2 separate regions of the Homo sapiens genome follow, and region 2 is linked to region 1. A link is a contact called in ENCODE Hi-C or POLR2A ChIA-PET data. All regions are on one chromosome and are shown on one strand. The core of a region is the stretch at or near the end of the contact, and the rest is flanking DNA. Distances in the headings are between cores, read along the strand shown. Region 1 overlaps AGBL4 (AGBL carboxypeptidase 4). Region 2 overlaps AGBL4 (AGBL carboxypeptidase 4).

What was found. Hi-C counts contacts between places; a loop is a spot of excess contacts on that map. ChIA-PET counts read pairs that join two places held with the same protein, here RNA polymerase II (POLR2A). Pooled maps may share reads with other maps.
Region 2: a map with no recorded cell type shows a loop between it and region 1 (2.2-fold over the local background). The contact joins two enhancer-like sites. A Hi-C loop is called at or near these places in 2 of 168 maps with a recorded cell type or tissue (B cell and sigmoid colon), 3 of 37 single-sample maps with no recorded cell type and 8 of 50 pooled maps. POLR2A ChIA-PET finds 5 or more read pairs at or near these places in 2 of 52 experiments (A673 and activated B cell).

What each region holds. Positions count from the first base shown.
Region 1 is chr1:48,748,463-48,752,360 of GRCh38, reverse strand. All of the region lies in intron 6 of AGBL4 (AGBL carboxypeptidase 4), which reads left to right. The region is part of intron 3 of BEND5 (BEN domain containing 5); the gene reads left to right. Among named protein-coding and RNA genes, the nearest start is that of BEND5, 26 kb to the left of the region's middle. RefSeq lists an enhancer at 1,938-2,067. Within about 2 kb of position 2,045, at least 2 of the 41 ENCODE cell types and tissues checked have a DNase peak (open chromatin) inside an H3K27ac peak, as active enhancers do.
Region 2 is chr1:48,788,317-48,792,214 of GRCh38, reverse strand. All of the region lies in intron 6 of AGBL4 (AGBL carboxypeptidase 4), which reads left to right. Among named protein-coding and RNA genes, the nearest start is that of BEND5, 13 kb to the right of the region's middle. Within about 2 kb of position 1,779, at least 2 of the 41 ENCODE cell types and tissues checked have a DNase peak (open chromatin) inside an H3K27ac peak, as active enhancers do.

The DNA of each region.
Region 1 (3,898 bases), core at 796-3,295:
TTTGACCTCCTAGATTTTTTTAGACATCACTAGTTGTGGCTCAGTCTTCTCTTTGCCAGGACTCTCTTCTTGGGGCCTGTTTATCTCAGAGCTCTTTCCTGTCTCTTTCAGCCTCAGTTCATTTTCACAATGAGCAGGAGTACTATAAAAAAGTTGGGCTTTGAGAAAGGCCCAAAGCGGGTGGACAAGAGCCATTTTGTCTAGTTAGATGTTTACATCTCCCTTGTGGAGGTAAGGCCTAAGAGGCCCACAGTCTGCCTGCCGGTTTAGAGTTAGTGGTGGGGCAGTTTCAAAAACTGTTGTATCCTGCTTAATTCAGATGGCAGGAAGAGACCTAGTAATAAGAAGTGGAGTAGTTTGTCTGAAAAATATCAGTCATCTTCTACTTTGAAGGACTTTTTTTGAACTGTTGCCCAAATCAGAAGTAGCCACAGTTTAAAATAATCCCAGATTATTTTAAAAGTTGATTTCAGGGTGGCCGAACAATTCAGGACCCTCCTTCCCCTTTCTCCCTAGACTCCGTTTTCCTGGGGGCAGTGGGGATGGGGTTGAGGGACAACTCCAGGCTGTCCCTTTTCTAACAACTGCCTAGGTATTTAGAACATCCAGAGGAAGTTGTTAGGCTTTTCCCCATTGTCAGAATAGCAGTGTGTTTCTCCATTAGAGCAGGGTTTTGCCTTCCATATTGCCATGTGACAAGCTTATGTTTTTTTTGGATTTGCCAGGCAGGAAATGGAGGTGGGAAAGTGTTCATTACAGGCAAAGCCTGGTTTCTAGGAATACCTGCTTTGGGCCAGACACTAAATACTTTCCATATATAAAACAACCTCAGCAGTGGATAAAACAGGCTCAGAGAGATTAGGTAACTTGCCTGAGGCCACACACCCAGGAAAGGGTAGAACCAGGTTTCAAAACTGAGGCCCCTCTTGCTTTGCCATGCGTCAGGCAGTCTGATCACAGAGTCCCTTAGCCATGTGCTTCTGTGGCACCATCCCTTTTGCCTGCCTCCTGATTAGGCCTTCATTGCTGGCCATTAGACCATCCAGTACTGCAGTGCATTCTGTGACTGCAGGACCCTTGAGCTTTTAGATGAATATTTCCTGCTTAATTTAAAAGCCCACCATGTCTTCATAGTTTCAGCCTTACCAGGCAACATGGCCTCAAGATACCAATTGGACAATTCCTGGAGTTTTCTTAGAAATTGTCTCTTTAGAGAGAACCCAGTTCAGCCTTTCACCCCTATCTTATAGATGGACAACTGAGGCCCAGAGAGGGGAAAAGACATATCTATGCCATGTGGAATCAGAATATATAGGATTTCATGAATGCTATATCATGAAGCAGTGGAAGGTTTGTGTTCAGCCAACATGGATGGATGTTTGTTTGGATGCCAGGATTCAGCAGGTCCCAGAGGCTGGCCATACCCTCCCTTGCTGCTCCAGGGGGTACTCTGAGTGTGGGGGGTAATTCTTAGAGTCCTAGGACCTTAGTCCTATAAGGAACCCCAGAGTTCACCTCGTCTAGCCTCCTATACAGGACAAGAAGCTTTCTGCTGTCTCCCTGCCATGCAATCACCCAGCCTCCAGTAACATTCCACTAGAGACAAGAAGCTCACTCACTGCCTTCCAGTGCAGCCTATCTCATTATTGGATAGCTCTGACCGTAGGGAAATGTTTTTGTGCAGGGAACATTATTGGATCCTTCCTCTGTTCCGAGCCCTGTGCTAGGCACGGAGAAATCAAATTGTTAAGCCCCCCTTGCCACCTTAAAGAAGTCACAGTCTCAACAGCAGACAGTTGGGATGCAGGGTGAGCTTTACTTTGGTCCCGAGCTCTCAGGATGTTGGGAAAGGATACAAAAGAGAGCTCCTTACATGGCTGGGGTAGGAGAGTTGTGGGTGGCTGCAGGAGGCCCCAAGTTAAGGAACTATCTCAGGCAACAGGAGAGCCTAAACAAAGGTTTGGAGTTGCAAGAGAGGCTGGCTTATTCAAGGAACTGAAAGTAGTTCTGGTTGGACGGCACAGTGAAGTGCTGGGTAGCAGGAAGAGATGAGGTTGCAGACATAGATGAGAGCAAGCAGAACTACCCCAGCCCCTCCTACAGGTGGTTCATGGGGGCACTTCCCCATTGGAGTGGGCTGGGGTGCAGTCCTTCAACTCCTGAGTTGCTATTTTCCTCTGAGTCAGGCAAATCAATCAACAGCCATTTAGCAAAGATGAATCCCATATGGTCCCTACTCTGGAAGGGCTCATGGCCTGAAGGGAGTATCAGCAGAGGTCAGGGTCATGGATTGATTTGTTGGGCAGACATCCACCATGTGATCAAACTTTGCCTCCTCATAACTCCTACCCTCAGGCACTCACTGTGCCCACAGTGGTCCCTCAGGAAACTGGGAGCAGCCCTTATGCTGCCCACCCCACTTATTCCCACCACAACTCCTTAGCCCCCCAACCCAGCCAACTGTGGTCCATTTTACATGCATTGAATACATGTGTGGGCCTTCAATGCTTCCTTGACAGGGCGTTCTGCACATACCCTGCCATTTGGATACTCTCTGGGCACAGATAGTTGGGCAGGAGAGAAGTAGAAGAACCACAGATGAAGAACCAGTCCAGTTTTCCCTGGCCACCAGAGGATAAGTTCAGAGCTTCTAGAGGTGACAACCTATTCCCCTTCCACCGCACCCCTCATGATTGTGGGGCTTTTCACAGACCCCCTAGGAATGTCAGAGAAAGTCAGAGATGAGCTGAGGGTCCCACAGAGTGAGCATTAGGCAAGAAGCTCTGGAAAGTACAGTTCATTGAGGAGGGGTAGGGTAGTGGAAAGAGCTGTCTTTGGAATCTGACAACCCTGAGTTTGAGCACTCACCACCTATGTGACTTCTGGCAAGTTACTTTACTACTCTGAGTCTTTACAGAGATAATAAGATCGATTTTGTAGGACCACCATAAGGATTAACTTCTTTCGCTAAACACGTGTTTAGTGAGTGTTCTGTATGGAGGACATTGCGCTGGGTGCTGGGGATATAGCAGGAACATCCCCTCGGTGTTTATGTTCTAGTCAGGGAGCTGTTAAACAAACAATCACGTGACAGTGGGCTGAAAAATGCTACAGAGAGAAAAAAAGAGAGATACATTTGATATAAGATACTTAACAAAGAAGACTTTTGTAGGTTTCAGCCACCTTTCCTTCTCAAATATGTCATTTGAAATGGGCATCTGCAATTCCTCAAAGTCGGGGAGAACCTTGACCTCCAAGACTGGGGACCTGGGCCTGCTTTTTTCACCTCTTTCTTCCTGGGTGGGCTTCTCCCCCTTGGAAAGGGGGCTCTCTCGGATCCATTTCAACTCTGCTGCTCTGTGGTTCAGATTCCCCGAGGGTATGGCCCCACTGTGGAGGCATCTGTGTCAGCTGCTGGGATCTCACCTAATCCAGGATTCATGCTAGAATTTTTTTCTCCTGCCTCTGCCCAACGAAGCCTGCTCCTGCCCTCACTCACAGAAAATGGAGAGAGAGAGGACCTGAAGAACCCCGGCCTCACTACTCCCCCACCTCCCCAAGATGTCGCGCATCCATCAAAGCCCCAGTCAGAGATCACCACTTTCCTGAAGCCTTCTAGGATCCCTTAACCGGCAGTGATCTCCCCCTCCCCAAATTCATGCAGATCATCACATTGCACCCTTTGTGCACAGTGAGCCTGTGGTTTGTGCCACTTGCCTTCACCTTATGAGAACTACCCCACCCTAGGGTCACACACCCAACAAGCTCCTCTCATCCTCCAAGCCCCAACACAGAAGTTGGTGACCGTCCTTATGAAGATTTCCTAGTCTCCTCCAGAGGCAGCACCCCCTCCTTTGCTTCTGCCCCAGTTTTTCTCCTAATGCTTGTTAGCCACATG
Region 2 (3,898 bases), core at 530-3,029, 40 kb before region 1:
GCAGCTGCATTACTTCAATCTCTGCCTCTATCATCACATGGCATTCCTCCTATGTGTCTCTGTCTTCATATGGTATTTTTCTCATCTTATAAGACACAAGTCATGTTGAACTAGGGCCCAGCCTAATGACCTCATGTTAACTTGATTATATCTGCAAAGACCTTGATTTCAAATAAAGTCACATTAACAAATTCTGGGGGTTAGGACTGCAACATATCTTTGTAGGGACACAGTGAAACCCATAACACCCATTAAAAATTATTTCCTGCAGGGTAAGGACCATTTCTTGTTTGTTTCTGTCCCAACACTTAATTTAGAGTCTGGCACAGATAAGGTGGCTCGGGAAATGTTTTTTGAATGATTGACCATAAACCCATGCTTTCTAAATCAAACTTTTTTTTATGTTTTATGAACACCAGTGCCTACTGTGTGCAAAGATCTGAGGTAGATGCCTTATGCTCTTATTTAATTGTATCAAATGCCCTAATTTTGTCTCCATATCCAACAAATGAGAAAACTTAACAAGACAAGTGACTTAGTCAGATCTGCACAGCTAATGGGCAGTAGAGCTGAGATTTAAACCCCGATTTTTCTGATTTCAAAGTTCAGATTGCTCCACTACATTCTACTGCCTTTTCTCTTACCTCTGTTTCAGTAAAGTCTCTTTGTAAGTTCAGACTACCTCAGCTATGCTTAGGGCAACCCCCAAAATGGGTTGGGCTCATTCTTTGGCTCAAGTGTTAGAGAATTAACAGAACCCCTTGATGGGGATGGGGGAATGGAGGGTAGTGGTGGGGGAGGGCAGCATGGAAATGGCAGCAGGACTATAGATAGACTCCAAGGGGAAGGTGATTTAGAGAAGAGAATTAATTCATCCTCTCCCACCCCCCTCCTCAGCTAAAAGGCTTCTTCTAATGCTAAACCTGGAAAATGCTGGGATATGTTTACTTAAGACTAGGTAAGCTAATGCCCGAGGATGAATGAGATTACCTTTTACTGAAGGCTTTTCATTGTAATCAAGGGAATGCCGAGCAATGGAGGACAGCGATAAGGCCCACTAGAAGCTGAGCTTCATTATTGATTTGGTCATGTCTTAATCAGTTTTGTGCTGCTATAATAAAATACCACAGACTAGGTAATTTATAGACAACATAAGCTTATTTGGCTCATGGTTCTGGAGGCCGGGAAGTTAAGGGGCTACATCTGGTGAGGGCTTTCTTGCTGTGTCATAGCATGGTAGAAGGCATCACATGGCAAGACAGATGAGAGAGAGAGACAAAATAATTTTTTTCTTTTTTTCAGATATAAGGTCTTGTAATGTTGCCCAGGCTGGTCTTGAACCTGGGCTCAATCCTCTGTCTCAGACTTCCAAGTAGCTGGGACTACAGGCTTGTGCCACTGCGCCCAGCTCAAACTCGTTTTTATAACAAACTCACTCTTGCAATAATGAGCTCACTCCTGAGATAATGATATTAATTCATTCATGAGGGCAGAACCCTTATGATCTAATCACCTCTTAAATGTCTCACCTCTCTACACTGTTGTACTTGAGATTGAGTTTCCAACCCATGAACTTTGAGGGGCACATTCAAACCATAGCAGTCAATGACAAACTCTTTGACTTTGGGGAAATCATCATCCTTCTGGCCTCAGTTTTATCATCTCTAGAATGACAGGTTTGATACATAAGTTCTCTGAGGTCACTAGTCTTGGTTTCCTCATTCTATAGAATCTGTTTCTGTTTCATAACTCTATTTTAAGGTGTTTATCACATTGCCAAAAAAAGGGAAAAAAGAACCTTCAGGATGAAATTTTTCTATGCCAAGGAAAAGATTTTTTCCCCCTTTTTGCATGCAAAACTCTGCCTTTCTTCATTTGTGTCTGTCTTTTCATTCTGGTAACCCTCACAAGTTTTCTCAGTGGCAACAAGCACTCTCTGGCATGACCGACCCTTCCTTTTCTTGATACCAAAGAGAAGGCTTTGCTCGTAAAGTTAAAAACACATGAATAGTGCTGGTAAATCTGTTACGTGCTCTTGCTGTGACTTATCCAAACAAAGAGATGGAAGAGAAAAGGGTGCACAGGTCCAAATTGTTTAGCTTGGGGGCAGTTTTGCAGTCCTCTTGCCAAATGTAAGCATAGTGATTTCACTTCCTACTCTGCTTTCAGCTTCTTGAAAATGTGCAGGCCCTAAGTGAATGTTTTCTGACAGACTCTTTCTTCCTTGGATAGGCACTGAACATCTTAAGTGGAAAAATATACCTCGTTGTTTATGCAGTTCAGGTCTGCCTCCACCTAGGAAGTGGTAAGAGTCAGAGGGGTAGAGAGTTTTGAACATTTTATCTTTTAATGTCACTGCAGCAGAGACGGGTTGGCTTGGGAAAGACAGTGTTCCTCTCGCCAAGAGTCTGTGTCTCAGCTGTCTCCTGAGCTGGTGAGTCTAGCTGCCAGAGGACCTTAAAGTTCTTCCTATGACTTGGAGTTAGTGAGCTTAACGTATGTCTCCCTCCCTTTCCTTTCATAAAGTCTTCTTTACATCTTGTCCCTAAAGAATCAGGGAACATGATTTGGATTTTCCATTCAAGTACCCCTTACTCTACCCAGACCACATTTAGTGCTATCAAATATATCCACAGTGTGGCTCATGCCTGTAATCCCAGCACTTTGGGAGGCCAAGGTGGTAGGATCACAAGGTCAGGAGATCAAGACCATCCTGGCTAACATGGTGAAACCCTGTCTCTACTAAAAATACAAAAAAATTAGCCAAGCGTGGTGGCGGGCGCCTGTAGTCCCAGTTACTCGGGAGGCTGAGGCAGGAGAATGGCATGAACCCAGGAGGCGGAGCTTGCAGTGAGCCGAGATTGGGCCACTGCACTCCAGCCTGGGTGACAGAGCGAGATGCCGTCTCAAAAAAAAAAAATATATATATATATATATCCACGCAGCAAGAATAGTACAGCCTCCCAGTTTCTATGTGGAGTTGGTGATGGGGAATTAACACACCCAGTGGATGACAAGCAGTGTTCCAAGACCACTGGAGGCAACATAGCAGAGTGAGAACCATATGGACTTCATACCAGGTTTGAATCCAATGTGTGACTTGGACCTTCACCCTCCCTCTCTGAACCTCAGTTGCTACATCTATAAAATAGGGATAACAACAATCACTTTCCAAGTTTATTATCAGAATTGCATATCCAGCACCTAGCATTACTGGGGATCAAGTAAGGGGTTCAATAGATTTTAGTCCTCTTCTTTGTCTCTTCCTCTCATATATATATAAAATTTCACTTACTCCATTTGAAAATCCTAAAATATGCGTTTCATTTTCCCGTTTCACAAATGGGGGAAACTGTCTGTCTGATTCTCTACTGTATCCCAAGCATTAATCAGAGATTCTGGCACATTATAAGCGCTCACCAAATAGTTCAATAGTAAATAAATGAATGAACAAATAAGACAGTCTTAAAGGAGTTAAGAATCTTGCCTACATTTTCACAGTTAGTGTCCCAGAAGAATTAGGACATAAGGCAGGGCATCACAGAAAAATTCATGCAAGGAGACAAAAAGAGAACCCAGAAATGGAAACAGAAAGGCATAACATAGTTCATCCTTTTTTATGATTGAGAACACTGTGTTTCACAATTCTGAAGCCATGTTTTAAATATATAATATCTGATCATGATTTTAAAAGCAGACAATAAAACCCCAAACTCAACTTAAGTCCTACAATTTATAAAAGTACAGACCTTAGTAAGATTCCAGCTTTCTTAAACAAGGCAGACTGCCTTTGTTTGCCAGGAAGGGATGGTGGGTGGCATATCTACAGTAATACTGCCCAGCCTTCAGGGAGGAGGAAAATCCTTCACCCAAAATGAACTGGCTCCAGGAACCCATC